2 separate regions of the Homo sapiens genome follow, and region 1 is linked to region 2. The links are chromatin loops, found by intact Hi-C in ENCODE. Cell type or tissue: Caco-2. All regions are shown on one strand. Each heading gives the region's core, and the rest is flanking DNA. Links, peaks and the distances in the headings are about the cores only.

Region 1 (16,414 bases), core at 4,188-12,187, 310 kb before region 2:
ATACTGGGAGAGTGTCACTGCTGGGACCACAGTATGAGGAGAGAGGAGTGGCAGGAAAGAGCATCATCCATGCAGCCGGATGCTTGTGCACTGCACACCTGGTCAGGGAGGCTGCAAGAGCTCTGCTTCCTTGCATTTGCCCAGAGAAACACTTTCCACTGTACAACTCATTTACATCTCATTTGACCTTTAGGAAGGACACAGAACAATAATTCTCAGCTCCACTTCCCAATAAGGTTGTACAGGCTCAAAGATAAATAATTGATATCAAATAACAATATGATTTAAGTTTAATATAAATAATAAATGATAATAATATAGTATCAAATAATTGACTATGTTCACACAGCAAGTAAGTTATGGAGACTGAGGTCCCATATCTCTAGGGGTGCGCTTCCTACACAATAATAGCCTTGATAATAAATGACACTTATTTAGCATTTACCAGGTGCCTCTCACTGTCATTCTAAGCTACACAAACATATATATATGTATATATGTATGTATACGTAACTTCTCATTCATTCTTCGTAACAGCCTTTTTAACGTAGGTACCCATTTCATAGACAAGAATATCAAGAGGTTAAAACAAAGTTCAAACCAAAACCATATTCAAATAGCAATACTTTGTTCAGGGATTTCAGCTCGTGGAATCTGCCCAAGACTCAATGCTCTTGAATCACCAGTTGTAGGCAGAACTTTCCTTCCCTCATTGCCTTCCACCCAACCAAACACACACACTGTCTCTTCATTCCAAAAAGGAGCTAAACTAAAGCCCAGAAGTTCCATGAACTTTTTGTTCCTGGGTTGCCCAGGATCTCTCATTTTAAGCTTAATAATAGCAAGAGGAAACCTCTGGGTGCGGCGGCAGCACTTGCTGGGCTGCACAGCCTGGGCGAGCATGTCCTGAGAGTGGGGAGGCGGCAGGCCGCTCCAAGAGCGCCTCCAGAGGCCGAGCAAGGAAGTGGCAGGGCCCAAGGCTCCTGCAGCATGGGCGAGATGGGGATGCGCTTAAACAACAGTGATATTAAGAGAGTTTGACTCGAATCTAGAAAGCAATAAACTGAAATCTTTAAATCCATATAATGCCCCACAATCAAAAACCAAATTATCTGGTATCAAGGGCAACTGAGTAGATAGTAAGTACAGGCAAGGAACGGGTGGGTGGTGGAGTGAAAAATCCAGGGTGGAAAGAACATGCCAGTCAACAGGTGGGAGAGAGAAAAAGCAGGATAAACAGAGGATTTGCAAGAATGCCCAGGAGAGAAAATGAGATATTTGAGTAGAGCCGAGCTGCAGGATGGGGGTGGGATCGGCGTTTGCTTCCTCAGCACAGCATGATCAGAGGGTGCTAGCCTCAGGGACAGCGGGCTCCATGTTCTGCTTCTCCAGGTCTGGGATTCTGTCACCACAGGGAAGAGCTTTTTCAGGAAAGGCATACTGGAGGGACATGTATCCTGTGATCGGTGTCAAGAGTGTGGTGCCATCCCTAAGGAGAGGCTAGAAATCAAAATTATAGCTTTAAAAATTGAAAAAAAATTATTTTCATTTCTATCTATTTCCAGGTCACTAAGTCCAATAATAGGATCATTCACTTCTCAATCATGCTCAACCCCAGGCATCTGCTCAGTTCATATGTCTGCAGAATGGAAGAAATATGCAACCTGAATATCTACTAAAACCATGACAGGTTCTTTCTTTATTTCCTTTTTTTTTTTTTTTTTTTTTTTCTGATGGAGTCTCACTCTTGTTGCCCAGGCTGGAGTACAGTGGCACAATCTCAGCTCACTGCAACTTCCGCCTCCTGGGTTCAAGTGATTCTCCTGCCTCAGCCTCCCGAGTAGCTAGGTCTACAGATGCTCATCACCATGCCTGGCTAATTTTTGTATTTTTAGTAGAGACGGGGTTTCACCATGTTGGCCAGGATGGTCTCTATCTCTAGACCTCGTGATCCGCCCACCTCGGCCTCCCAAAATGCTGGGATTACAGGTGTGAGCCACTGTGCCCAGATGCAGGTTCTTCCTTCGACTCTGAAGAGCTCACATTCCAAATTTGTCAGTAACTGTTTTTTTGTTTTATAGAATATCTCACAGAGTAAGAAGCTCAGAGCTTCAGACAAGTGAGGAGATAACACTGCATATGTAATTCTGTCAGAATCCCAAGCCAAGAGTTTGTGATGCTGAGCTGAGAGAGCATAGGGCCTCTCAGTGTTACTGAGTGTGTGTGTGTGTGTGTGTGTGTGTATTTGTGTGTGCGTTGTGCATCTGTGCATGTAACCCACGGGCAACAGGGAATATGAAGTGGTCTACAGTAGACACTGGTGGGCCTGTCCCAAAGGTGTCACATGTGGCGTGCACATGTTCATCACCATCCCTGAACCAATCTGGAGAAGCAGGGTCCTGTGACTGTCTTACTGAAGGCTCCCACCCAGGGCTTCACTCTATGTATAGGGAATAAATCAAGCTTAAGGTAATGAACTGCTGGGGGCAGGTAACAAATCTCAGGGAAAGATGGATCCCTGTGAGCTACATTTGGATGTGCAAAGCCACCAAAAGAATAATAAACAAGGAGGGACATTCACAAAGACATAGCCCTGAGAACAAGGAGAGTGGGGGCTGAGATGTACCAAGAGGGGATCCTGATGAAGGATTAAGCTCCTTGGGTAATTTTCTTCCATCAGCTAGGTGAAAAATGGCACCGAGCTGCAGCGCTACGTTTTCCATTCTATGAGATAACTCCATCTGTGCTTCTTTTCTAGGGCTGTGGCAGCAAAGTACCACAAACCGGGTGGCTTAAAATGACAGAAATGTATTGTCTCATAGTTGCGAAGGCTGGAGGTCCAAACTCAAGTTGTCAGCAGGGCGGTGCTTCCTCTGCAACCTGTGGAGGGGATGCTCACTCACCTCTCCCAGCCCCTAGTTGCTGCCAATCCTTGGCATTTCCTGGCTTGCGGCTGCAGCACCTCAGTCCCTGCCTCTACTGCTCCATTGCCTCTCTTTCCCCCATGTCTATCTGTGTCCAAATTTCCCTTCCTCATAAGGACATTTTTCACTGGATTAGGGCCCAAACCTAATCCAGTGTGACCTCATCTTGACTTGACTACATCTCTAAAGATTTTATTTCCAAAAAAGGTGACAGTCACAGGTAATAAACATGTCTTTGAGGGGACACAATTCAATCCATCTCATCACCGATTACCCTAGCCTTTTGGTAAACCTCACACAGCCTAGAGTTGTACTGTGAAGAGAAAGAGACAGAACCACAGAGGAAGTGTAGCCTGCCTCCCACCCCTCTCCACTGTGGCGGGAGAGAGGGGTTCTATTTAAACCAGCTTGGGAGATGCTGTGAAGAGCAATAGCAACTGCCTCATGTACTCCTTCTCCTCCCCCATATAATTTAGAGGGTAATGACCCTTAGAAGGGGTGTGTGTGTGTGTGTGTGTGTGTGTGTGTGTGTCCCATTTGCACTGGTCTTATTCCACCTCCATCCCCAGAAAATCATAAACCTCTAGGGAACAGAACGGTGCCTGGCTCTCATGTGTATTCTCTATATTCCAGGTGCAAGCTGCTGCACTCAATAAATATTTGTAAAATTGAATGGAATGAACCTAAATTGAGTTGTGGGGAACAAATCATGCCAACACTCCTTTGGCCTTGGAAAGTAAAAAGAAGGGAATTTGTTAAGAGAAAGGCCAGGGCTGGGAAAGGAGAGAAAATGATTCCCCCGAAGTACTGATGAGGCCAGCCATGTCGATAGCTCTTCTTCTAGCATGTTACTAACTTTTCAAAGGTTCCACCTCTCTTTGTCCTCTCAGTAAGGACATCTGTCCAGCTCCCTCTCTATGTTGTTTGAAATTATAAAAGTGTCACCTCCACTGAAGACCCTTCTGTTACCACATGACTGCTGGTGTCCCTCAGGCGCCCCCCGCAATGATGCTCCTGTCACTGTTAGTACCCGAAAAGTAACAGTGTTGCCACTAACGCCCGGCTCACACCTCTGCAGCATCACTGACTCCCACCAAGCACCAAGGCCACCACCACTACCAATGTCACCAGCTTTCTGTGGAAGCCAGCACCACTGCCCCAAGCCTGCAACTCCTGTTAGCAAAGCTGCTGCCAAAGCAGCTGCCCCAGCCCTGAGGCTACTACCATGCTGGGCTCTCCATGCTTCTTGGAGAACATAGAAATACTGCTTCAGGTATCTATAATGCCTGTCTGGCAGCCCCCTCACCCTAAGGCCCAGCACAGGACCATGGGGATGAAGGCATCCTGAGCAGAAGACCACACTAGTCTCTGGTCGCCCCTCCATGCTGCGATGGCCCACTGTCCTTGACCCAAGCACAGCTGCTGCATCCTTCCTCCAGTCAGATTTAGTCCTGACCCGGATCTCAGGCCCTGCAGACCTCTTTGTGGGACTTCCCAGCAAGCCTGAATCCTGCAGCAGACCCCGATAAAACCAAAGCTGGAAATCTAACACATCAAAGCTTAATTTTTGCCTAACATGTATTCTAGGTAAAAAAGCTAAGCCTAGTGGCAGGGCCCAAGAGCAAGCAGGACAAGGTTAGCCAGCAGCTCTAACAAGGATCAAGCTTTGGGCAACAGAGAATCTCTGCGGCTCCATTTTCTTTTTCCCATTTGGCCTTTCTAAGAACTCTGAATGTGTTTCCCGTAGTCATCGTCCTCGCTTTGGGAAATTGATTAAGAGCAAAGGCCAGGGCCTTGATACAATCAGAAATAGCCCAAATTGTGTGGGACAAAGTGAAAACTGCAATGCAGGCAGCCTGCTGGCTTTGCCACAACCATACCCAAGGCTGAGTGCAATCCATTTTATCAAGCTCTATATATTCACTTTTTTAAAGAAATAAAGAAGCTCCAGTATCCTACCAGTACCCCCCGCCACCTCCTCTTATGATATCAAAGTGTTCAAGGCCACAGCAGGCCCTTAGGCTTGGGCTGTCCTTGACTGGAGCTCTCTGGGGCTGATGCCTCCTGCTTTGAGGGACAAACCACAACATGACTGAAGGTCTCTATAGAGCTGTGAAGAGCTCTAAGGGTGCATCATAATCTTAACAATGGGTCAGACTCAACCATCCCTCCCCACAGCCCCACTTGACTCAGGGATCAATGCACAGGAAGGCCATGGGAGCTGGCTGGAGGACTCTCAGGTCCTGCTTCTATACTCAGAAGAGGCACTTAATGGAGAGAATGAAGTCACGTGCACAACAGTGATAGGAATGGAAAGACTTTGAAATAAATATGTCTTTTAACAAAAAGGGAGATCTCACTCTGTGTCCACCCAGTGCTAAGTTCTGTGCCTAAGAGATGCAGAATGTGTAAGACATGGCCTCCTGTCTTCAAGAAGTGCTTTCTTCTTGAGGGCATTTAATGACCAACAGTGATCCATGGAACACCAGAAAGAATAATTTAAAAATGGACACACAGAAGGGCCCAGCATTCACCTTTCAGTTGTTTGTGTGTTTTAATAGACTTTATGTTTCAGATCAGTGCTAGGATCATAGCAAAATTGAGCACAGGTACAGAGATTTCCCATATACCTCCTCTCCCCACACATGCGCAGCTTTCCCTGCTATCAATATACATCACCAGAGTGGTGCATTTGTTCCAGCTGATGAACCTACCTTGACTCATCACCATCACCCAGGGTCCATAGTTGACATTAGGGGTCCCTCCTGGTGTTGCACATTCTATTGGTTTGGGCAAGTGTGCAATGACATGCATCTACCATTACAGAATCATACAGAATAGTTTCACAGCGCTAAAAATTCTCTGTGCTCCACCTATTCATCCTACCTTTCCACTTTTACTTATAAGAGTTTGCTTCAATGAAAACAACAACAACAACAACTGGGAAGTAGCTTTTCCTGTTCTTGATTCATTCTGAACAACTCCTTGGGGAATGGGCTATGGAGAGTTGGCCCCAGGAAATTGGATGCTGTTAATGCCGACGTGAAGTAAACAGATTGGAGAGTCGGGTTTCACCTCATTTGAAGGTTTTAACTGGTGAGAACCCTACTTAAGTAGGTACCTTCCTGTTGTGGGTTGAATCATGTCCCCTAGAAAGACAAGTCCTACCCCCGATATAATCAAGCTAAGAGGAGGTCATTCTAGATGAGAGTGGTTCCTGATCCAATGACTAGTGACCTTATAAGAAAAGGGAAATTTGGACACAGAGACACACAGGCAGAGTGCCATGTGATGACGGAGGGAGAGCCTGGAGTGATAAAGCTGCAAGCCAAGGAACACCAAAGATTGCTGGTAATTACCAGGAGCCAGGCAGAGGCAAGGGAGCCCTTCCTCCAGTGCCTTCAGAGGGAGCGTGGCCCTGTCAACACCTTGATTTTGGACCTCTGGTCATCATAAAAGTGAGATGACAAATTTCCATCATTTTAAGCTACCCTTGTCACGGCAGCCCAGGACACCCATATGCTTCCCAACCTCTACTTCCCTGTCCCTGCCCCTCAACTCCACACACGCCCCCAATGCTGGTGACGCTTCTGCTGTTTTAAAGCAGAGACTTGGAACTGCTTCCTGCCTGGCCAAGATTTCCTCACTCCTCACACAGGGCCCTTGATCCTGGAGCAGTCTCTTGTGGCAGAGAAACATGAAGATGGTCAAAGCAGCCAGAAGAGACACCTCCAGGGTGCCTGAGGAGCAAACAACTGAGATAACAGTGAGCGAAGATGCCACCAAAAAACATACTGCGGCTAACCTGACACAGAGGAAACAGACTCTTGAGAGAACAGCATTTTATTTGTTCCAAGCTGGGACAGCCCCCAGCTAGGCCTCCCAGGACCGTTTCCCTTCCTCTGAGGCTAGGAGAGCCCCTGGTGAGGGGAAGTAGCACCCTTCTCCATGCCAGGGCAGACAGCCTTGGAAGGTGGATGTCACTTACAGGGAGAACTCTCAGGTGCCTCCTCAGCTCCCACTCCCATCCCACATTGGCAGTTGAGGCCTCTCAGCACTCCCTTGTGAGTCTAGCCACACCCTTTCATAAAAGCACAGGCTCAGTTGAAATTAAAGAGATTCTCAGAGCACAAAAAAACTCAGCCAGTGAAAACCCAGCCACCTGCACAATTGAAAGGGCCCAGAGGCTTGGTTTCATTGTCTATGTGGAATTTATTTGCATTGATATTCCCCTCCAAACTAATTGGCATACTCATAAATACCAGCCTATTCCCTAACTCACTAAGTGACAATAAGAAGTCAAGGGACTCCACGTCCAATTCAAGCTCTCCTAAGACAGAGCTGCCTTCCCCTCTTCACTACTCGCAGTGCCTCACACCGGGGGAGCTCAGCAATGCTGCCAATTGGCAGGTTAGGTGAATTGAATTATGGGGAAGCACAAAGTCAACACATCCAAGGAGGTATTGCACAGAGCCAGGGTGTTTATTTACCTCCCTCGTGCCAAGAGATCTGCATCATATTTAGAAACCCATTTTGGCAGAATAATAGTGAAAAGAAAAAAATTCACTGAGAACTCCATTAGTCCAACACCTTCATTTTGCAGCCCAGAGAAGTGACATAATTTGCTAAAGCCATACAACCACCTATGGAAAGACAGGGACTTGAACCTAGTTTCCTTGACTCCTAGTCCAGTGGTCTTTCTGGAACTGAAAGAGAGAAAGGGAAACAATGTGTACTTTGATGAACCAAGGACAAGAAGCAATAGGGATACTCAGGCCCAGGAGGACATTGAGAAACTGGCACTCAATTTGCCAATTTGATAACCCTGGCCAAGAGCCCCCTTTTCACCCTTACTAGGTCATCCCCTAGTCACTAAGCCAAATGGGGGCATTGCCTATATGCTTGTTGCCTGAGAAAGTGACTCTTAGGGGGTTAATATAGTTGTCCAAGCCACATTAAATCCAGAAAGTACTGTTGATCTGCTCCTTGGTGTTATGATGACCAAAAAGGAAAGCTCCAACTTTTTGTGCTTATTGTTGGATATCTAGGCATTCAGGGCCCTCTACAATCTGATTCCAATCTCCCTATTCAACCTTGCCTCTCTGGGAGGTGTAGATGTGTAAATTGTTTTACTGTCCAGCTTTCATCCCTCTTCTTATATTCATTTAAAGTAATGCTAGCTAGTAACAGGTAAACCTCAAAATTATTAATATAATAAGCATGTTTCTTTTTTTCACCTAACAGACCAGACAGGCTGAATTGCATCTCCTCCAGGATGTAATTCAGAGATCTAAGCTCCTCTATCTTGCAGAGAAGCACCTTCAACATGTGGCTCTCAAGAAGATATTGGGTAATCATCTGCATTGCAGCCGGCCAGAGGGGAAAGGAGCATGGAAGAGCATACCTGGGAATTTGCATGGGAGTGACGCATGGGATATGGCTTCACTTCCACTCATATTCATTGGTTAGAACTCAGTCACATGTCCACACCCAAATACAAGGGAGGCTGGGACATACAGTCTAGTTCTGTGCCTAGGAAGAAGAAGAAGGAGCTTTGTTAATTAACTGGTAGTTTCTGCTACCTGTCCCAAATTACTTATGTGTACTTAATCTTTTCCTTATTTTGTGGAATTGACAGAAGGATGATTTTTAGTTCTCCCTCTCACTGGCCACCTCCCACTATGGAAGCCAAGGGATCCAGCAACTTCCTCTACAACATGCACAGCCCAGGACCAAATATGTGACTTAAGCTCAGCCAATCACTTATTTTCTATCAGGATATTGAATCTTGAAACAAAGGCACAAAAGATGCAACAAAAGACAGAGTGCTTGGAGGTCATTCTGATTACACAATGGTGGTGGTGATAGTGATGGTGATGGTGGTGGTGATGGTGATGATGGTGGTGGTGGCAATGGTGATGATGTTGATGGTGGTGGTGATGGTGATGGTGGTGATGGCAGTAGTGGTGGTGATGGTGATATTGGTGATGGCAGTAGTGGTGGTGATGGTCATGGTGGTGGTGATGGTGATCATGGCGGTGGTGCTGGTGATGGTGGTGATGGTGAAAATGATGGTGGTGATGGTGGTGATGTGGTAGTGATGGCGATAGTAGTGTTAGTAGTGATGATGGTGGTGGTGGTAGTGGTAGTGATGATGGTGGTGGTAGTGGTGATGGTGGTGACCTCTAGTGAACACTGAGATGTCCAGTGCATAAGCAGAGCCCAGGTTTGTGCCTTTACTTCTGTTTTCCACACCCACTCCACTTATCCTTCTTGCCATGGTGCCATGTGTTTACTTTTAGCATCTAAATATCACCACCTTGTTTCGCAGTAGAAAGAAAGTCTGAGAATGACTGTGCCGGGCAGAAAGAGCTATCCCTTGGAAATCACATAATACTCGCACCACCTGTTGCCACCGATGACTGAAGAAATTCAGAAGATCTCACCTTTATTATAATCCCTTTATTTTCAAATGAGAGGAAAGTAAGTGGCAAAAATTTAAAGACTTCAAACCTAGTAAGTGATGGGTGGAACAAATATCTTGACTACCCACTGCAGTCACCCACTCCCCTATTTCCACCTCCCTTTGCTTACAGAAGACTGTCACAATTGGCAGCCTACCCAGTGGCTGGAAGCAATTTAGTGTGAACTTGTTAATCTTAGCATTTAAAGGCAGCATCCCAGTGGCACTCCTCCCCTCAGTCTCCACAGGCTACTCCACTGTCCTCTCCTCTCCAGAGACCTGGGGTTGATGGGCTGCAGTGTTCAAGTCAAGGGAATGTTTTGGAGAGCAAGGCCTTCTAAGAGTCTTTCTACTTGGAATGGAGCTGTCTGCCCGTGTTAACTGCCTAGCGTGTGATAGGCACTAGAGATGCCAAAATGAAGAAATTCCAGTCCACACTCCATCTCTGAAGTGTATACTTAGATCAAAGTGAAGGCAACGGGTCTGAGGCAGATCGCTCTTCCCTAGAGAGGTGAAGCTGCCCTTCTGGCTGAGGAAATCTGAAGCAAGAGCGTCACAGAAGGTAAAGTGGAAGCTATCACAGAATGATATGGTTTGGATTTGTGTCCCCACCCAAATCTCATGTCGAATTGGAGGAGGGGCCTGGTGGGAGGTGATTGAGTAATGGGGGTGGATTCTCCCTTGCTGTTCTTCTGATAGTGTGTGAGCTCTCATGAGATCTGATGGTTTCAAAGTGTGTGACACTTGCCCCTTCTCTCTCTCTCCTGCCACCACATGAAGAAGGTGCTTGTTTCCTCTTCACCTTCTGCCATGATTGTAAGTTTCCTGAGGCCTCCCAAGCCATGTCAATTAAACCTCTTTTCTTCGTAAACTACCCAGTTTCAGATAGTTCTATATAGCAGTGTGAGAATGGACTAATACCTAGATACTATTTAGTCCAGAAGTTTTCAAACTTTTAAAAGTGAGAAACCCTGCTTTCAAATGAAATTCCATGTGGAATCCCAATACATAACAGATAAAAGTAGAGTGCTCTCTTTGAAGTAGGAATAGAAATTCTAGAGCTCTCACTCCACCCTCTTGATGGGCTCACAGGCACTGAGAGTTCCAGGAATGCCAATTTGAAAACCACTGATCTTGCCTGGGCACGTGGCTTACACCTATAATCCCAGCACTTTGGGAAGCCAAAGCAGGTGGATTGCTTGAGCCCAGTAGTTCAAGACCAGCCTGGGTAACATGGCGAAACCCCATCTCTACTAAAAATACAAAAATTAGTTGGGCATGGTGGCGCACACCTGTGGTACCAGCTACTCTGGAGGCTGAGGTAGGAGAATTGCTTGAATCGGGAGGTGGAGGTTGCAGGGATCCATGATCATGCCACTGCCTGGGGGACAGAGTGAGACTCCATTTCAAAGAAAAAAAAAGAAGAAAACCACAGATGTCATCCAGCTGGTTGCTTATTTCACAGATGAGGGATGCGATACTAGGCATTTTAGCCACATTAGTGACTGGAACCCATGTCTCCTGATCTTCATTTCTAATCTCTTTCCACCAAGTTTGCCATTTTCTGACTCAGTTTCTTCATCTTTAAAATGGGATAGACCCATCATATCTGCTTCACCCACCGGGGGCTCCCTGAGGATCAAGGGGGTGTGAAAGCACAATGAAAAGCCTAGCCAGGTGCAGTGGCTCACGCCTATAATCCCAGCACTCTGAGAGGCTGAATGTGAGGATCACTTAGAGCCAAGGAGTCTGAGACCAGCCTGGGAAATATAGTGAGGCCCTGTCTCTACGAAAAAATTAAAAATTAGCTGTGATTGGTGGTGCACACCTGTGGTCCCAGCTACTGAGGGGGCTGAGGTGGGAGAATCACTTGAGTGCAAGAGGTCAAAGATGCAATGAGCTATAATTGTGCTACTGAACTCCAGCCTGGGCAACAGAGTGAGACCTTGTCTCAAAAACGAAAAGAAAAACACAGTGAAAAGTCTAAATCTACTGTTATTGCTCCTCTAGAGTAAGGAAATTGTACCCAATGATGCTTCTTCAACATTCCTTGTTCCCGTTGAAACTATTCCTTCTTCATCTCCAGGTGAGTAGAAGAAAGCCAAGGATCGGGGCTTAGAAACCAATGGGAGGCTCCCCATAAACAGGGTCTGCAACCTCCGGTACAGAGGGCAGGTGAGTGCTGCAGCAGTGTGCCTCAAAGGAGGCATAGCATCTGAGAAGTGCCCTCCCCTCTGTCAGAATGTCTCCTTGCTATTTAAAAGGAGCTTTAGGTTTCTCAGAAAAGTCTCAGAAGCCCCATTTTCTTAGTGTTTTTGCTGTGAGGAGCTACTCTAAGTACCTCAGGGCTGCCTGCTTAGAGCCCAGCTCCCTCATGAAGCTTTATCTTTATATCCCATTGTTTGCCTCCTGGGGAAGATGAGCAGTTTCTTGCCTAGGGCTTCAATTAACACAGGGTAGGACCAGCAGCCCTGCACCTTTTCTTGAGTGTGAGGGTAAGGCACCCTGCAGGGGCTCCTTGCGATGGAGGAAAGATGAGCTTAGAATGCTGCGGCTTAATTCTCAGGGCTGGGAATGGGCAGAGAAGTAAAAGCAGATTCCTCATACTTTCCCTCGTCTGGAGATAAGGGGGCATCTAGGAGGATCCAGGCACTTTACTTGTACACCTTCACTTCCAGCTCCAGAGCCTCCCAAGCCTGAGAGGAGCAGGGAGGGCATCTGCAGGGGATGGGACTAGATGTAGTCAAACCTTTCTCATTGCCCCAGAAGCCCGTACCACGTGACTCACTGTACTCAGGCACAGAACCTTCCCCAGGCACATTCTCGGATCCCGCAGATTCTGGTAGGAATCACGCAGCGAGAATATTATTAGTTCCACTGACAGATGAGCAAACAGATGCCCACCAAGGGTAGGGGTTTGGCCTGCATCATGTGTGGGGACTTCAGCAGACATATGCTAGCCGGGGCTTCTACACCCCAATTTAGGACTGTTAATCGTCTGACTGAATATTGTTCCATCCCAACTCTGTGGGAGCTGTGGATCTGCTCATCTGAGATGGTAAAAGGTGAGAAAGCAAACATGGGGAAAGAGACCTGGAGGGGAGTCCCAGGTTTTCCAAGGCCCTAAGCTAGTTTTCCCACACCAGCCACACTCAGCACGTTTTATTTGAGTCACAGTGAATCAGACAAGTGTCAGATCCAACAGATCCAGACTGAGGTGGTATCTGAGTGCCTTAACTCTAGACTTTCCTGAAACTGTGAAGAGGCAGCACCCAAATGGAAGAAGCTATACAAGATGAGTGTGTTTACACCACAGCAAAAGGGATTTAATTTAGATTGCAGGAGGAATTCCACAACATCAGGTATGCTGTTTCAAATGGTTTGAAGAAATGATATCTAAATCTCAAAGGCCTGATGATTTCTCTCAATTCATTCTTTCTTTCTTTCTTTCTTTCTTTCTTTCTTTCTTTCTTTCTTTCTTTCTTTTCTTTTCTCTTCTCTTCTCTTTCTCTCTCTCTTTCTTTCTTTTTTTTAGACAGGATCTCACTCTATCGCCCAAGTGGAGTACAGTGGTACAATTATAGCTTACTGTAGCCTTGATCTGCCAAACTCAAGTGATCCTTCCACCTCAGCCTCCTGAGTAGCTGGGATTATGAGCACATGACACCACATCTGGCTAATTAAAAATAAAAAAAAAAGTTTAGTAGAGATGTGGTCTCACTATATTGCCCAGGCCGTTCACAAACTCCTGAGCTCAAGCCATCCTCCTGCCTCGGCCTTCTAAAGTGCTGAGATTACAGGTGTGAGCTGCCACTCCTAGCCTCGAATATTTCTTTAATCTGTCCTCCCCTCTCCTAGGTTGAGGGAATTCCTCTTTCACTTAGACAGCAAAGTGAGTCTCCTAACTGCCTCTCATCTTGCTTCCTTCTAAGCTGTCCTCCACATGGGAGATAGAGGCAGCTGTGAAACCAAGCCTGACCACACCACTCTCCTCCCCAGATCATGACTAAGTTGTTTGCCATGGGGTCCTACACTTTTGCCTCCCAGCAACACCAGTCTAGTCTCCTGCCCTATTCCATGCTGTTTTCAGCTCTGTGGCTTTGCATATCCTATTCCCTCTGCTTTGAAGCCCTTCTCTCCTACCTTGCTTCATCCTCTTCTTTACCTGGAAACTCTTACTTATCCTTCAAGACTCAGTGCATGTGTTTCTACCTCTAGAAAGCCCATCCTGGCCACAGTGGGTTTGATGCCTCCCCTTCAGGTTCACTTGGCACCTGGACACACCTTCACCATTGCCCAGGTCATCCACGTCCTCACTGTCTGGATCTGTCTCCTGATGTGGCAGTGTTCTTTGAGGGAAGTGAGCCACATTCAACTCATCTTTGATACACAGGGTATGGCCTGAGAGGGGTTTAGTAAGTCTTGGTGGAACTCTTTGGAACTGAACTCCCTTAGCGTAGGGCAGCCCAGGACCACAGCATGAACTGAGCCCTCCTGGGGCTCCAGTCCCAGGGTTCTGTATGATCATGTGCTATGTGTGAGGCTCCGTCCTATAGGTCTTTAGGCCCAAAAGGGAGACTTCAAACATCCTCAAGGAATTCCTGAAGCAATGGAAACAAAAATCTTATGAAGAATTATTAATAATGATGTGATTAAAAGAAATAAGTCTTTCTGAGGGTAAAAGTAACATCTTTTGCTGGGAGGAGGAGATATGAGATTGTTCATTCACCAGAACATTGAGAGAAGAAGTAAATCCATTTATCTATATTTGAAACAACTATTAGCCCTTTGATCTGGCTCTTCCCTTGGTCAGGTGAGCTTGCTGTGTCTGAAAGATCACCAAGCACATGCAGGGCTCAGTTTTCCCAGTAGCACCCCTGGGTCTCCAATGTGGCCAGGGATTTTCTAGTGGGGATTTTTACTGAGGCTCTGAGGCTGTGGAGCCTGCACGTAAAGGGGTGGGGTGGGAAGAGGTTGAATTTAAAGACACAAATGAGATATCTTGACTTTGTTTTCTGATCAAGATGTGAAAAGCCCTTGTTTTGCACCTGCTTGTAGCATGGCTGATTTCACTGGGGGAGAATACTCGATGGCAGGGACTCCAGTCGGTTGGCCTCTGCTCTTGCTTCTGCTCTATGAGCTCACTGGCTGCTTTGTCCATGTCACGATCTGGCCACCAGTGCAAATGATCCAATCACTTCCCCTGCTCCAGAGCAATAGCCACAAGAAAGGAGCCCTCAGGGTCACGTTTGAGAGGGTCCTCTCTGCCTCAACCACATTGGGGGCTCACTCTCCTCAAGAGCTTGGACGTATCTTTAGTGTAAAATATCGTGGTTTGGTTTTGCCTTTGTAAAAAGGCAGAGAACTAAAATTAGCAGCCTGTCTGGAACACATTCCCCAGGGTGTCTCTACCCTTTAGAGAGAATGCAAGAGAAATGCCTCCCTAAGCAAGAGCAATCCACCCACAGGGGTGTGGGGACCAGACTTCATACCTCCCTTTCTCTGACAGAAGCTGTCTGCTGGCATGGGACTTCAACAGAGAAAACAGCAACTGCATCCTTTCCACTCCCATGCTCAAGATCCAGCAGTGAGTTCCTGTTGCCTTTAAAACTCAACCTACTTAGAAGGACCTGCAAGGGCCTCTAGAATCTGACCTCTATTGATGAACATTCATTTAATAAATAGTGACTGACTACTTGCCCTTGTAGCAGCCTGATACCAAACGCTGTGATGCAGAGGTGAAACCACAGTCTTTTCCTTCAGAGAGTGCACAGTGTGGTGGGTATGATGGTCATTTTTGTGTGTCAGCTTGGCTTGCCTATAGCTACATTATTTAATGAAACACTAATCTAAGTGTGGCTGTGAAGGTACATTGTAGATTGAAATCCATAATTAGTTCACTTTAAGTGAGGGAGATTATCCTAGATAATCTGGGTGGGCTTGAATCGGTTGGAAGCCCTCCAGAGCAGAGGTGGGGCTTCCTGAAAAAGAATAAATCCTACTTGTGGACAGCAGCTCCTACACATATCAAAGAGTTCCAGCCTTCCCTTCCTGATCATCTGCCTTACAGATTTCAGACAAGCTAGCCAGTCCCCACAATTACATAAGCCAGCTACTTGCAGTAAAGTGCTTCATGCATATCTCCTATTGCTTCTGTTTCCCTGCTTAAGTCTGACTGACACAGTGATCAGGCCATCAGACTACATAACCTGCCACTACGAGTTTGTGATCCTGAGCCACATACACCTTGGACTAAGTGCCTTTTCTATGCCAGGCACTGTACTAGACATTATCCCATGTATTAGCTTAGTTATTCTTCCCAATTATAGGCTATTTAGAGATTACTGAGGAGAAAACTGAGGCTCAGAAACATTAAATAATTTACCTGATGTCAGGCAACTAGGAAGTTGCAGAGTTGGGATTCAAACTAATTCTGCCTAACCCCTACACTTGTTATTTTTCCACTACACCTCACAGCCTGGTGACCTTTTATTTCACTTAACTGGTGACCTCTTATTTCACTTAACTGAGTGTTAGTTTCCTTGTTTGTGAAAAGAGGATGACCCCTCAAGTTCATTCAACTATGAGATCTCAAGTTCATCCAACTATGAGATAGCAAAGTGGTGAGGTTTATATTACTATGATAGCTGGGAGCCAGATTTCTCTTCAGAAGAGAGCAATCTGTTGAAACTATACTTTGAGGCCAGGCACAGTAGCTTACACCTGTAATCCCAGCACTTAGGGAGCCTGAGATTGTCAGATCACTTGAGCCCAAGAGCTTGAGACCAGCCACAGCAACATGGTGAAACCCCATCTCTACAAAAAATACAAAACATTAACTGGGCATGGTGGCACATGCCTGCAGTCCCACCTACTTACTCAGGAGGATGAGGTGAGAGGATTTTCTGAGCCTGGGAGGTCGAGTCTGCAGTGAGCCATAATAGCAGCACCACCATTGCACTTCGGCCTTGGAGACAAAATGAGACCCTGTCTTGAAGAAGAAGAATAAGAAGAAGAGGAGGAGGAG
Region 2 (16,414 bases), core at 2,833-10,832:
GCCCAGCCACTGAACCTGAGAGGGTACAGAAAAGCTTTTCCTCTCCTAAATAGTAAAGTGAACTCCTACTAAACTCCTTCCAGTGATAAAATGGGCAAAGACTTTGCCCATTTTATCCTAATTGTAAAAAGCGTAAAAAAGAATAAATGAGGAGATCAAATTTTTTAAAGTCCAAAACTTCCCTCTCAATCCTACAAAATGTTTGTGTTATTTACTGGCAGCCCAGTGGCTGCTGACTTTTACGTCAAGGTGAGATGGTTCTCCAGCAGAGTAAGAGTATGTTTCCTTTTAAAGACCAGCTCTGCAGGTCAATCACCAAGATGAAATATCAGTTATTTTAAACATTAATGAATTCAATCTCAAATTTCACTATGAAATTCCTTCACCAAAAAATGATAACTAGAACAGCTTTTTTTGAGAAAAACAAAGATATTTCCTTTGTTCTGGTCTCTAAACTAGAGTTTCTCTATTAATGTTCAGCACTAAGACAAGTAAGTTACATGTGATTGATCCCCTCCGCCCTTGGAACAGTTGGTTACCAGCTGTTTTCCAGACCTAGCCCCTATCCAACTTTCCCAGGGACAGATGGAATAAGTATCCTGGTACACATGCAACCCACTCATATGACAACTTATTGGGCAAGAAGCTCTAGAAACTAAATGGTTTTTAACTCTATTTTCATTGATTCACAAAGTATAAATATAAGAAATTATAAAAAGTATGATATTATAATGGTAGATATATGCCATATATTAGTCCAAACCCATAGAATATACAATACTAAGAGTGACCCCCTCATGTAGACTTTGGGTGATAATAATGTGTCAATGTAGGTACAAATTGTAACAAACTGATATGGGAGAGGGGCAGTGAAGTGCTGGGAGGAGAAGGTCTGGGTCCCTGGTGAGGACTCCAACCCCAGGCCTGTGCCCACGGACTAAGGTGAGGACAAGCATTTCTGTTTTTGTGCTCAAATGTTGCATTTTCCAAGACCACTCTGGCCCACCGCGCCCCCATCCTGCACCTATAAAAACTCCGACACCCTAGTGGGCAGAGACACAGCAACTGGATGTGCAGAGGAACACATCGGTACAAGAGCACACTGACAGGCACCAGCAGACACCGGCAGGCCATCAACCAGCAGGAGGATGCAGAATTTGGCTGGGACGGTTGGAAGAGAGCCTGGCCACTGAGCGGCCCGACTCCAGGGGAAACCCACTTTCCCACTCTATCCTCCTTCTGGCCTCTCCATCAACCTCCCTAACAGCTACCACCACTCAATACAAAAGCTTGCACTCATTCTCCAAGCCCATGTGAGATCCAATTTTTCTGGTACACCAAGACAAGAACCCCAGGATACAGAAAGCTCTCTGACCTTGTGATAAGGCAGAGGGTCTGAGTTGACTAACACAAGCCACCTACAGATGGCAAAACCAAAACAGCATTCTATAACACATGCCCACTGGGGCTTCAGGAGCTGTAAACGTTTACCCCCAGACACTGCTGTGGGGTCAGAGCCCACGCTCCCACGATCTGCCTGTCTGTCCCCTCCCCATAGGGTCACAACTCCTCTGAGCAGCAGGGCACCAAAGAAACAAGCCACACCCCCATCGCACACCCTGCAAGGGGGACAAGGGAACTTTTCCCATTTCAAAATGTACCACTCTGGTGGGGAATGTTGGTAATGGGTGATGCTATGCATGTGCGGGTACAGGAGGTATATGGGAAATCTCTGTACTGTGAACCTAAAACTGCTCCATAAAATAAAGTCTATCAAAAAGTAATTATGATCTTTCCCTAAAGAATTAAAAATATAAATATTTCTTATTAGAAATGTCTTCCTTCCTTCCCCTTCCTTCTTCCTTCTCTCCCTGCCTGCTTTCTTCCTTTCTTCCCTCCCTCCTTTCTTTTTAAAGCTCTTAACCTAAGACAATGGTTCTCAAAGTGTGGTTGCAGACCAGCAGCATCACTATAAACCTGGAAATTGCTAGAAATGCAAATTCTTACACATAGCACAGACTACAGGATTAGAAACTCTGAGAGTGGAGCCCATCAATCTGTGTTTCAACAAGATCTCCAGATGATTATGAGGCACTGTCCTAAAAACAGGTTAGTAAGTCTGAAAGGGTAAGAACGACTAACATTTACGTAGTATTTACAACATGCCATATAAAACACAGAAAAATTTCAAAGGTCTCATTTCATCTTATTTAAATATGATTAATTGAGCCTATTTCCAGTTAAGCTAGATAACTAAGAGATAAAAGCACATTTTTTTCCAAACCACATGAAACCTTGAATGAATGAACTTTATTCATTCAAACCAATCCTTCTAACTCCTGTTTTAAATTACTAGTTGCACTCTAAAGATTTACAAAGGACTTCTCTAGAAGTAGTCTATATAATTGAATATATGTGAATAATTACATTCTCTTATTTTTCTTCCACGTTTTATCCAGAGGAAATGCAAAATGCCTTCCCTTTAAACTTGCTAAGTACAACAACAGCCCAGCCTTTAACAAGTACTACCTCCACCACAAACTTCTGCAAGGAATTACAAAACTGTAATCCCCATACTTTGGGAGGCCAAGGCAGGTGGATCAATGGGGGCTGGAAGTTTGAGACTGGCCTCGGCAACATGGTGAGATCCTGTCTCCACAAAAAAATACAAAAATTAGCCAGGCGTGGTGGCACGTGCTTGTAGTCCTAGCCACAGGGGCTGAGGTGGGAGGATCACTTGAGCCTAGGAGGTCAAGGCTGTAGTAAATCAGGATTGCACGACTGCACTCCAGCCTGAGCAACAGGGTGAGACCTCATCTCAAGAGAAAAAAAAAAGAAAAGAAGAAAAGAAATTATATGTAATACAGTAATACGTGGTTTTGGACATAATGAAGCAATAAAAGTAAATATGTTAGTGCAGCATCCTATCTTTAAAATCAAGCACAGAAAGAATAATCTTAGGAATTCATTAAAGAAAACTTTAAAGCAGCATTTCAAATGTGTCCAGGAAACTAGAAGCCATCACCTCAAGAGAACTCTCTCTTTAGTCTACTCCCACAGTATTTTATTGACTTGCCACAAGCATTTACTATTTATTTTCTACCTTGAATTTAAGTTATTTATCCTCCAATCGAGTATTCCTCAGGTATATCAGGTAAACAGGAATACCCACTAGGTATCAAGTAAACTATCCAGTGCTAGAAGTACAAAGATGAAGAAGTATTCTTGCCAAAGATGTGAACACTTCTCCCTGACCACCATCCCCAGAGGGTTCTCCCTCACTTACTTACTGCATAAGCTCTTTAAGGACCCTTTGACACCTTGCCAGCAAATCTAAAAAAGTACCTGCCTCTGCATCCACTCTCTTCTTGTTTCCTTATATTACCCAGAAGGCAGCAGCCTCCCTTCTAATTAAGGCAAAAAGTCTTACTTTGCTTCAGATCCAATCCCATCTGTAAGATCTCATGATCTAATCCAACAGATTATCTCCTTTCCCCTTTGGATTGCATGGCAATACACTCTCTCATCCTCCTTTCCAATTTTCTCAGTGTGCTTTACTAGTTCCTCTGTAGCTACCAAGTCTTCAAATGTTAGTCAGTGTTCTATATATCTACAACTATGGTGTCAATTACTAGCTGCAAAAGTTTCCAAATTCACAGCCCTCACCTCATCTCTGTATAACCAGAAAATTTATGTCAAATGTTAGATATCCCCCACGAACCCTGTTGCTACTTGAACAAGCTCCTCCTCCAGTATCCCCATCTCTGTAAATGATACCCATATTTTCCCTGCCCAGCTGCTCCAACCAAAACCTTAGAAGTTATTTCCCTCTGCTTCAAGGTCAACATCAAATCAATCACGAAGTTCTGGCTACCCTAGTTCTTATACATTCTTAAATACTTCTTCTGCCTTGCCCCACAGACCTCCCAGAACCTACATACTGTATCTCCCTATTGCCACTTGTGCTGCCTTTTTTTTTTTTTTTTAACTTTTTTTTTTAAATTAAAAACTCTGCCAGCCAGGCACGGTGGCTAACACCTGTAATCCCAGCACTTTGGGAGGCCGAGGTGGGTGGATCCCTGAGGTCAGGAGTTCGAGACCAGCCTGGCCAACATGGCGAAACCCCGTCTCTACTAAAAATACAAAAATCAGCTGGCTGTGGTGGCACTTGCCTGTAATCCCAGCCACTCGGGAGGCTGAGGCAGGAGAATCACTTGAACTCAGAAGGCAGAGGTTGCAGTGAGCCAAGACCGCACCACTGCACTCCAGCCTGAGCAACAGAGCAAGACTCCATTTCAAAAAAAATAAAACAAAAAAACCTCTGTCATCCAGACTGGAGTGTAGTAGTGCCATCATAGCTCACTGTAACCTTGAGCTCCTGGGCTCAAGAGATCCTTCCACCTCACCCTCCTCATTAGGACTACAGGTGCACACCACAGGCCTGGCTAATTTTTGATTTTTTTATTTTTGTAGAAATGAGGTCTTGCTATGCTTCCCAGGCTGGTTTTGAACTCTTGGCCTCAAGCAATCCTCCTGTCTCTGCCTCTCAAAGCAATGGTATTATGGGCATGAGCTCCCATGTGCAACCACTCCTGCTTCTGTCCAATTCTTCTCCATACTGTACACTGTAAATACTTTCAAAGCACTTAAAACACTTTATTCTAGATATTGACTGACAGAGTTTGGATATTTGTACCTGCCCAAATCTCATATTGAACTTGTAATCCATAATGCTGGAGGTAGGGCCTGATGGGAGGTGACTGAATCATGGAGATGAATCCCTCATGGCTTGGTGCTATCTTCATGATAGTGAATTCTCGCAAGATCTGGTCATTTTAAAAATGTGTGGTACCTCCCCCCTCACTCTCTCTCACTTGCCCCTCCTTTAGCTATGTGACTTGCCTGCTCCCACTTCACCTTCCACCATGATGATGAGGCCTCCCTAGAAACTGAGCAGATGCCAGCACCATGTTTCCTGCAAAGCCTGCAGAACCGTAAACCAATTAAACCTCTTCTCTTTATAAATTACCCAGTCTCGGGTATTTCTTTATAGCAAGGCGAGAACAGCCTAGTATACTCGCTTAACCGTCTGTGTCCTCACTACCATGTACATCACTCTTACACTCTCAGCACTTAAACTGTTTGACATGAATAGGTATGATTTTGAAAAAAATTAAGCATAAAAATATTCTAGACAAATATACGTGAATATATAACTGATCTTAGGATCACAGAAAGATTTTCTAAATAAAATGGCTAGAATTTGGTTTTAAAAAGTCTTAAGAATGTATGGCAACTGCCTCCTGAGGAAGGTTATTCTACCTCAGCACACTGCTGACTACAAAGATCTTCCTTATATTAACCTTAAAATGTGGCTTCTAGACGTAAGTTCTACTTTTATTTCTTGGATACCAAACACTGGTTTGTGACAAACCTTCACAAGTCTACTAAAATTTTAAATGCTAACCTAATTAATGCTTGTTTTGTGGATATGTGTAAAATTATTTCAGCTTATGGCTTCACTCTGTACTACTGACAAGCCTCTAATAAAGGCAAGGGAAAATAAACAGGAAAACCAAGTCGAGATTAGAAGAAGAAAATTTTAGGGTAGAAGTTATGAGGGTGGGAATACATGTAGTGACTTTCAAAGTTTAAGCTTAGATTGTTTGTGTTTCCTTTTTAACCTTTATTTTGAATCATGTATGTTTTGAATTACCATAGAAGTAGAAAACTCACCAACACTTGCTGACAATCTTGCATTCCTTTTTAAGTTGTTAACATGAATTTATATTTCTGTCACATGTCATTGGTAATTCACAAACTTCTTTTATAGCCTAAGGATTATTTCTTCAAAGGAATATTTTTCAACAAGCAAATATGTGGACATATATGGACAAATGCTAGAGTCCTACTTACTCTGGATCCTCTCCCAGCAGGTAAAACAAATTTTCATTCATTCATGCATTCATTTAACAAATATTTACAGACATAGGAATATGCAAGAAATAAGACAGGTAAGGCCCCTGCCTAGATGAATCTCTCAGCCTAAAACACAGCTTTAAAAATAACTGCTTTAAAAGACTGATCCCAGGCAAAATTTGGGAAGGAAATCCCTCCCTCTGCACTCCCATTCATCTCATTTCTCAACCAACCCCAGATGGTCAATAACGCTTAAGACAATAATGGAAATACCTTCTGACAAAAAGGGAAAGTACATTGGCAGTCTTAAAAATCATATCCATTCCTTAGAAAACAAGTCAATAATTATCTAGAGATGTCTTTTTAAGTATAAATTTAAAGCTCACAAGCACTCTACAATAAGGAACATATTAAAAGTTACCCTCAATCTGGATCCACATTTGCTGCAATTATAAATTGAAACTTAGCAAAAATGATCCTTGTAACTATCATAGAAACATAAAGTTTAATTTGAATAGTTTCAAACTATGGTAAAGTGACATCTAAGGTGCAGAATTATACGTCAAAAATTAGTATAAAAAATATTCATTATTTTGACCTCCTTATAGGAATAGGGATACACAGTGTCAGAACCTCAAAAGAATTAATTCCTCTTTTTCTTCTGGGTGTCTCAAAGGAAAAGTGTTTTCTGAAACTTTACAAAGTTTCAATAAATCCTTAAGTGAATAGAAGAGCACTAGAATTCAGGTACGCCTGTATCCAAATCTCAGTTCTGTCTATTATTGGCATTAGGTTTATCTTGGACAAGTTACAAAATTTCTATCTCAGTTTTTTTCATCTGTAAAATGAGGTTAATAGCAATATCTTGCTACCCAGGGTTGATACAAGGATTAAATGAATTAGGGAATTGATGTAAAATATTTATGATGTTGTCTAAAAATGAGTAGGTAACACACTCCACATTACCAGTACAGAGACTATTCTAGCATCAATGAATGCCACCATAGATAACTATTTTCTTCTTAGGAATTTACTAATGCTTGATACAACTCCATTCCAACAGTTTGAACAAACATAAGTAAAAATATTGAAAAACTCTCTAGAGGTAGAATGTTTAACAATTTTTACCATAACAATCTAGTTGTACAAAATTCAAACTCGGAATTCAAAAGACAACCATCACTACTAAGTATATTAAGTTTAAACTATACAGTTTCAAACTATTTCTCTCTGGTGGACACTGAACACCTAATAGAATAAAAAATGCAAAATATGCTATTATTGCTGTGTGTAAAAAGAATGCAATTAACTGTCTTCTTTCCTGTTCCTTGCCATTGCTAACCTAGGACCATCTTCTACTTATGAGAGTGAACTTCACTGTATGTCACCAATTCCGTACCTTGTCTATTGTTTAATAGTCGAGATACTGTCAAAGTAAACAAATGCTGCCACCTTGTGGACTGAAGGGTATGGTCTTAACTCCAAATAAGCAAAGGAAGAAAAATACGTTTCTGGTTCGGCCTTTTCTCTCAGATTATCACTGCAGTAAGTGACCAACATTATGTCATGCAATTTTACAGTAAGAATAATTATCTCTTCTACAAAGTAACAAAATAATGCACCAAATTCAACATTATCTGCCTTCTCAAATACTTGTTTAGGCCTCTTTGTTTGAGACAGAGTCTCATTCTGTTGCCCAGTGCAGTGATCTCAGCTCACTGCAACCTCTGCCCCTTAGGTTCAAGCTATTCTCCTGTCTCAGCATCCCAAGTAGCTGGGATTACAGGCATACGCCACCATGCCTGGCTAATTTTTGTATTTTTAGTAGAGATGGAGATTCACCATGCTGGCCAGGCTGGTCTGGAACTCCTGGCCTCAAGTGATCTGCCTGCCTCGGCCCCGCAAAGTGCTGGGATTACAGGTGTGAGCCACCTCACCTGGCCTCTTTATTCCTCTTTCTGAAAGAAATTAATTAAATTTCCTTTTTTGGGAGGAATTAGAAGGCGTTGAAGTAAATTTATTATCAATGATGTGTTTGAATATAAGAAAGTAAGAAAAGCAAAAAATCAACAGAGCTGTGAGAGTTTTTCACACCTTCATTTCTTTGGCCATATCATCCTTTCTTGCTAGTCTTCATCTCTCATGCCTAAGAAACTTTAAAATTGGAATTTTTTCTTTAAAAAACATTAATTTGGTGTAATTAATAGAAAAAAAACGAATGTAGCATGCAAGACGGCCCAACCAGAGGTATCTTAAAAATTTCTTATATTAGTCTAAATGTTTTAATCTAACCACAATTTGTAAGTATTTCCAAACTAAGATCTTGTTTAGGTCTTCCTAAGAATGTATTTCTGCCTCAGAATGCACAATGTTTTCACATAAATGTCAGTATGATTAGGGTTTATTAGCAATTGTAAAAAATTCAACACTACATTAAATCAAGCTTTAAAAAAGCAATAATGAAACCATCTCTTCCCCAAAATCAAGCTAAAATGGCTTTCAGGAATGAAAAAAAAAAAAAAAGATTATTACTCTTTGTATAGTCACATAACTACAGGTAAGTGCATACATATCAGGTCAATATTATAAATAAACTTTGATACTTATTTTTGCCATTTCACATTCAATCTACATTTCTGAAGTCCTTAAAAGCATAGTATACATTCTTAACATAGTTAAGAATTTAAGTAAGAATGCTAATATGTTGCTCCAAAGTAAACTGTTTCATAAACTATTCTTTTATTTCTTATCTATAAGGGCCCTAAAATAAGATTGTGAGCTCTCCTGAATCCAAGTAACACGTCTGGCCTGTTCATGACTATATGCCTAGTCTGGCCTAGCCTGCACTACGTTATCAATGATTTTTTGTTAATTAAATTATGTAATAAAATGCACCCCATAATCTGCTGCATTTTCAAATTTTACTCAGTCAAGTGCCAACATACAGAAAAATAAAGGAATGTATGATTTTTGTCTTACTCATTACTGAGTTAAACAGCTGACAGAATACAATAAAAGATCTCCTCCAATAGTTTCTTTAGCTAATGGCTTAAATTTTAAGATCTTCATATACATAATAAATTCAAATCTTAGTCCTGTAAATGAAAAGCATGTTAAGTTTTAGCAATATTTGACACGTTAAAACTTACCAAATTCCCGATATGCCTCAAAAAACATCTTTTTAGGGTTATTCGTTCTAAGAGATTTGAACACAAAGTAGCAATTTGATTATACCAAGGAATTACTGTTAATTTGCTTAGATGTGATACAGCCCTGTGGTTTAACAATGTCCATTTTAAGAGATGCAGATAAGTTTCTGAGATTTGCTTTAAAATACTTAAGCATATACACACCCAACACTGGAGCACCCAGATTCATAAAACAAGTTATTCTCGGCTTACAAGAAGACTTAGCCACACAATAATAGTGGGGGACCTCAGGCTGGGTGCGGTGGCTCATGCCTGTAATACCAGTAGTTTGGGAGGCCGAGGCAGGTGGATCAAGAGGTCAGGAGTTCGAGACCAGCCTGGCCAACATAATGAAACCTAGTCTCTACTAAAAATACAAAAATTAGCCAGGCATGGTGGTGGGCACCTGTAATCCCAGCTACTGAAGAGGCTGAGGCAGGAAAATCGCTTGAACCTGGGAGGTGGAGGTTGCAGTGAGCCAAGATCATGCCATTGCACTCCAGCCTGGGTAACAAGCGCAAAACTCCATCTCAAAAAAAAAAAAAAAAAAAATAGTAGGGGACTTCAATACCCCACTCACACCATTAGACAGATCATGGAGGCAGAACACTAACGAAATTCTGGACTTAAACTCTACACTTGACCAACTGGATACACATTGACACAGAGTACTACACCCAACAACCACAGAATATACAAACTCCTCATCTGTACATGGAACATGTTTTAAGATAGACCACATGCTTGGCCATAAAGCAAGTCTCAATAAATTAAAAAAAAATCATAATCACACCAAGCATAACTCTTGGACCACAGTGAATAAACATAGAAATCAATATCAAGAAGATCTCTCAAAACTACACAAAAACATTAAAATTAAACAATTTGCTTCTGAATAACTCTTGGATGAACAAAGAAATTAAGGCAGGAATAACAAAATTCTTTGAAATTAATGAAAATAGAGATACAATTTACCAAAATCTTTGGATGCAGCTAAAGCAGTGTAGAGAGGAAAATTTATAGCACTAAAAATGCCTTCATCAAGAGGTTAGGAAGATCTCAAATTAATGACCTTACATCACATGTAGAGGAACTAGAAGAAAAAGAACAATCTAATCCCAAAGCTAGTAGAAGAAAAAACTAAAATCAGAGAAGAGCTGAATGAAATTGAGACCCAAAAGTCCATACAAAAGATAAATAAGACCAAGAGTTGGTTCTTCAAAAGAATAAGCAAGACTGATAAACCACTAACAAGATTAACAAAGAAAAAAAAAGAGAAGATCAAAATAAGTGCAATCAGAAATGACAAAGATGACGTTACAACCAATACCACAGAAATACAAAAGATTCTCAGAGATTATTATGAACATCTCTATGCACAGACTAGAAAATCTAGAGGAAATGGATAAATTCTTGGAAACACACAACCTCCCAAGATTCAAACAATAAGAAAGTGAAAATCTGAACTGACCAGTAACAAGTTCAGAAATTGAATCAGTAATTTAAACAAAACAAAACAAAAAACTACCAACCAAAAAGAGCCCTGGACCAGATGATTCACAGACAAGTTCTAATAGAGGTACAAAGAATTGATACCAATCCTGCTGAAACTTCCAAAAAATCAAGGAGGGGCTTCTCCCTAATTTATTCTATGAATCCAGCATCATCCTGATACCAAAATCTGGCAGAGACACAATGATAAAAGAAAACTTTGGGCAAATATCCCTCATAAACACAGATACAAAAATCCTCGACAAAATACTCTGTATTTGTTCAGCTTACAAAATACTTGTAAGCTGAATCCAGGAGCACATCAAAAGTTAATTTGCCACAATCAAGTATGCTTTATTCCTGCAATGCAAGGCTTGATTCAAAATATGCAAATCAATAAATGTGATTTACCACATAAATAGAATAAAAAACAAAAAACATATGATCATCTCAACAGATGCAGAAAAAGTCTTTGATAAAATCCAACATCCCGTCATGATAACAACCCTTAACAGACTAGGAATCAAAAGAACATAACCCAAAATAGTAAGAGTCATCTATGACAAACCCACAGCCAACTTAATAGTGAATGGGCAAAAGCTGAAACCATTCCCTTTGACAATTAAAACAAGACAAGGATGCCCACTTTCACCACTCCTATTCAACATTATACTGAAGGTCCTAACCAGAGCAATCTGTCAATAGTAAGAAATAAATGGCATCCAAATAGGAAAAGATTAAGTCAAATTATCTCTCTTCACTGACAGTATGATTCTATACACAGAAAACCCTAAAGACTCTGCCAAAAGGCTCCTGGAACTGATAGACAAATTCAGCAAAGTTTCAGAATACAAAATCGATGTACAAAACTTGGTAGCATTTCCATATACTAATAACATTCTAGCTGAGAAAGAAATAAAAAACACAATCTTATTTACAATAGCCACAAAGAAAATAACTAGGAACTCATCTAAGCAAGGAGGTGAAAAATCTCTACAATGAGAACACAAAGCCCTGCTGAAAGAAATCGAAGATGACACAAATAAATGGAAAATCCTTCCATAAGCATGATTTGGAAGAATCGATATTGCTAAAATGGCAATATTGTTCAAAGCAATTTACAGATCCAATGTTATCCTTAAAATACCAACGTCATTTTTCACAGAATTAGAAAAAAACTATTCTAAAATTCACATGGAACAAAAAAAGAGCTTGAATGGCCAAAGCAGTCCTAAGCAAAATGAACATACCTGGAGGCATCACACTACCCAACTTCAATTTATACTATCAGGCTACAATAACCAAAACAGTATGGCACTGGTAGGTACAAAAACAGACATAAGACCAATGGAATAGAATACAGAACCCAGGCATAAAGCTGTAAACCTACACCATCTGATCTTTGACAAAATCAACAAAAACAAGCAATGGGGAAAGGACTCCCTATTCAATCAATGGTGCTTGGATAACTAGCTAGCCATGTGCAGAAGAATAAAACTGGACCACTACTTTTCACCATATACAATAACTCAAGATCAATCAAAACTTAAGTCTAAGACCTCAAACTATAAAAATCCTAGAAGGAAAGCTAGGAAATATCCTTCATGACACAGGCTTTGGCAAATAATTTATGGCTAAGTCTTCAAAAGCAATTGCAAAAAAAAAAACAAAAATTGACAAGTGGGACCTAATTAAATTAAAGAGCTTCTGCATAGCAGAAGAAATTGCCAACAGAGTAAACAGACAGCCTAGGGAATGGGTGAAAGTATTTGCAAACTATGCATCTGACAAAGGCCTAATCTCTAAAATCTACAAGAAACTTAAAAAAAAATCAACCTGTGAAAAACAAAAAAATCCAATAAAAAATGAGAAGACACAGACACTTCTCAAAAGAAGACATACAAGTCGCCAACAAGCATATGAAAAAACACTCAGCATCACTAATCATCAGAGAAATAAAAATCAAAACCAGGATGAGATACCATCTCATAGCAGAATGGCAATTATTAAAAAGTCAAAAAATAACAGATACTGGCAAGGCTGTGAAGAAAAGGGAATGCTTACATGCTGTTGCTAGGAATGCAAACTAGATCAACCACTATGGAAAGCAGTTTGGAGATTTGTCATGTAAGTTACAACAAAACTACCATTTGACCCAGCAATCCCATTAGTAGGTATACGCACAAAAGAAAGTAAGTTGTTCTTCCATAAAGACACATGCACTGGTATGTTCACTGCAGAGCTATTCACAGTAACGAAGACATGTAATCAATCTTGGTGGCCATCAATGGTGGACTGGATAAAGAAAATGTGGCACATGGAATACAACATAGCCTTAAAAAATAATAAAACCATGTCCTCTGCAGCAACATGAGTGAAGCTAGAGGCCATTATCCTAAGTGAATTAATGCAAGAACAGAAAACCAAATAATGTATATTCTCACTTGTAAGTGGGAGCTAAACACTGAAGACACATGAATGTAAACATGGGAACAACACATACCGGGGACAACTAGATGGGGAGGTGGGAGAGGGCAGGGGTCGTGGGCTTATAAAACACTTGTTGTGTACCTATGCTCACTGTCTGGGTGACGGAAATGTTAGGACCCCAAGCCTCAGTGTCGTGCAATATACCCATGTAACAAACCTGCTTATGTACCCTTTAATCTATAATTAAAAAAAAAAGGTTCAAGGTATTAAAAATAATAAAAAAATAAAAGTGGTCAGGGAACATGGAAAAAAGTAATAAAATACTTAAGCAAAAAATAATCAAAATGAAGAGGATACATAAAACTCGTACAGCAAAATCTTAACCACTGCTGAATGTGGGTGATGGTTATGTGAGGAATTAGTCCATTCTCTCCATTTTCCTGTATAAATTTTCATTAAACATTTCAAATAATGACAAAAATAATATAAAGCAAGCTGGGTGCAGTTGTAGTCCCAGCTACTCGGGAAGCTGAGGCATGAGGACTGCATGAGCCTAGGAGTCTGAGGATCGCCTAGGCAGCATAATGAGACCCTGTCTCTTAAAAAAAAAAAATCAGTAACAGAAAGATAACTGGAAAAATCCCAATATCTGGAAACTAGTAACAGCCTCAGTAATCATGGGTCGAAGAGAAAAATCAAAATGGAAATTAAAAGGTATTTTGATATATACTTCAAAACACGCTGTATGCAATAAACACAATTTTATCTGTCAATTTTAAAAAAACAAACTTCCTAAAAAATAAAAAGAAAGCTAAAATAGTACTTTGAACTATATTAAAATGGAAAAGTATCACATCAGTTTTTTTTGTGATGTGGCTAATACAGTACTTAGAGGGAAATGTGTAGCACAAAATAACTATATTAGAAAAGAAGGTATCAACTAAAGGACCTCAATTTTTATCTTAAGAAATTAGCAGATAAGAGCAAATTAAACCCTCAAAAAGTAGAAGAATAAAAATAATTAAGAGCAAAGATTAATGATAACAGAAAACAAAAAAATACAGCCTATCAGTAAAACCAAGAGCTGGCTCTCTGGGAAGATCAATAAAACTGATAATCTTCTAAGCTAGACTCTTCAGGAAAAAGGTAAGAAGAAACAAAATCCACTATCAGGCATGAAAGAGGGAAAATCATCATACAATCCAAAGATATTAAGAGAATAATAAGGCAATATTATGAATAATTGTACGCCAATAAGTTCAACAGCCCTGATGAGACGGACAAATGTCTTAAAAGACACAAACTAATTATAATGCTAAATCAAGAAGAAATAGATAACCTGATTAACCCTAAATCTCTTAAGCAAATTGAATTGGTAGTTAAAATTCTTTTCTGGAAGCTTCACTGGCAAATTCTACAAAATATTTAAGGAAGAAATAATACCAATTCTATACAAACTTACAGAAAATGCAGAGGTGGAAGCACTTATGAGAAGAGCATACTGTCATCAAAACTAGACAATGATAGTACAAGAAAACAAGCTACAACCTTATGAGAAGGATACTATCAATTATTCCACTTTAGAGACGAAGAAATTTGGCATATAGAAGCTCAGGAACTTGCCTAAAATCACAGAACTAATAATTGGCAGGCTACTTCAGAACCCACGCTTTTAATAATAATGGTATAAGTGCTTCTCAAATTCAATTAGATTCTAGACATTCTTACAAAAGAAAATAGTAATTTGACCAATACTTACCTAGAGACTATACTGGAACCATTATAGAGATCACTAGCATATGACAATGTGGCTAAAGGTCGTACTGAATTATATCGAGTAAACTTGGACAAGCATTCCTGAAATTCATCCAACTGGCTTGCAGTTCGACTGTCATCTATATGAAAAAAAAAAAAAAAAGACAAAACAGATGAATTGAACTGCAAAGTAAGTCAAAGAGCCACATCCACAAATTAAAATTTATATTCTAAATACAAAAAACAATTTTTAAAGATTTTACTAAAGACTAGTTTACACAATTTAATTGGTCAGTTTTTCAGTTTTAATAAAAAATGTCTTGGTTCTTTGAAAGATACTGTCTCTTTCCACTGTGAATTCTCACTTTTTTGGCAATAATTCCTTGGAAAAAAAATAATAACAATAATAATAATAATAAAGCTACTATTTAAGAGTCATTAAAACAAAAATCCATCAATGGAGAATGTGAGGATATTAAGAAGAGTACTGGATGAGTATTTGTTAGTTTGAAGGAACGTGTTTACTGGCACACATATTTATGCCCATGTTTTGTTTAAAATCCCGTTTATAATAACATTTTAGATAAAATAGTTTATAAATAAGAAGAAATATTTGGTCAAATAATATACTGAAATGTTTCAAATCCTATTACAGGAAGACAGTAGAAAACTGCAATGTTATGAACTATTAATTCTAAAAAACAAACAAAAAAAGTTTGAAATTGCTCCTTTTTATCTCAAAGTGCCTTCATCAAGAAAAAATATTCATTCAAATCTCTTGCTGAAATATGAAAAACAATAATTCCATCCAGTGGTACAGTATACAAAAACCTTGGGTAAAGTCCACTTCAGTAAACTATTGGAAGATAAATCATGTGGAATTTAAAACATAGTATCAGTTTACGAAGTACCTGAGAATACAACGAATCTATTCTCCAGTCTATTAATAGAAGCAGACCTACACTAAAAGCATAGATTTAAAAAATCATTGCTTTTCAGCACTGTGTCGTTTGAACATATACTTTCCTTTCTGAAGAATGAAAAAAACAATGAGCACTTTAGTTTCCTAGACTGAAACTGAGACAAGTTTGTTATACCACTGTATTTTCATAGCTTCTTTATTCTAAGCCCATACATACACACACACACAACTTTTTCAAGGTAAATGTTCATGATTTCCCTTCTTAAATGCCATCTGAAGTATAGTAAGCATAATAAAAGTAAGATGCAAGAATTATTAAGTCAAAAGAGTTATGCAGATAATATAATGCACAGTAAAGAATTTATGTTATCTGGAGATATTAGGTTATCTTGAAAATAACTGTTTGCATGACGAAATTTATGTAACAATTATTATAAGAAAAAAATAAACAACAGGGCCGGGTGCAGCAGCTCACACCTGTAATCCCAGTACTTTGGGAGGCCGAGGCAGGCGGATCACCTGAGGTCGGGAGTTCGAGACCAGCCTGACTAACATGGAGAAACCCTGTCTCTACTAAAAATACAAAATTAGCCAGGTGTGCTGGAGCATGCCTGTAATCCTAGCTACTCGGGAGGCTAGGCAGGAGAATAGCTTGAACCCGGGAGGTGGAGGTTGCAGTGAGCCAAGATCACACCACTGCATTCCAGCC

Evidence for each region. Hi-C counts contacts between places; a loop is a spot of excess contacts. Peaks named below come from ENCODE experiments on the same cell type or tissue, not always from the same donor. Only the 100,000 strongest peaks of a DNase experiment are listed, where the experiment ranks them.
Region 1: a loop joins it to region 2, with 3 times the contacts of the local background. A loop is called at or near these places in 3 of 110 quality-filtered maps.

Annotation. Positions count from the first base shown.
Region 1 is chr1:175,756,636-175,773,049 of GRCh38, forward strand. No RefSeq gene overlaps it. Among named protein-coding and RNA genes, the nearest start is that of TNR, 21 kb to the left of the region's middle. In Caco-2, for the core only: no CTCF peak of the experiment used is centred there; no DNase peak of the experiment used is centred there.
Region 2 is chr1:176,066,365-176,082,778 of GRCh38, forward strand. It overlaps COP1 (COP1 E3 ubiquitin ligase), which reads right to left. Exons shown (of 20, transcript NM_022457.7): 11 at 14,788-14,923. Among named protein-coding and RNA genes, the nearest start is that of MIR1843, 110 kb to the left of the region's middle. In Caco-2, for the core only: CTCF peaks have their summits at 7,365 (motif pointing left) and 7,567; a DNase peak (open chromatin) is centred at 7,377.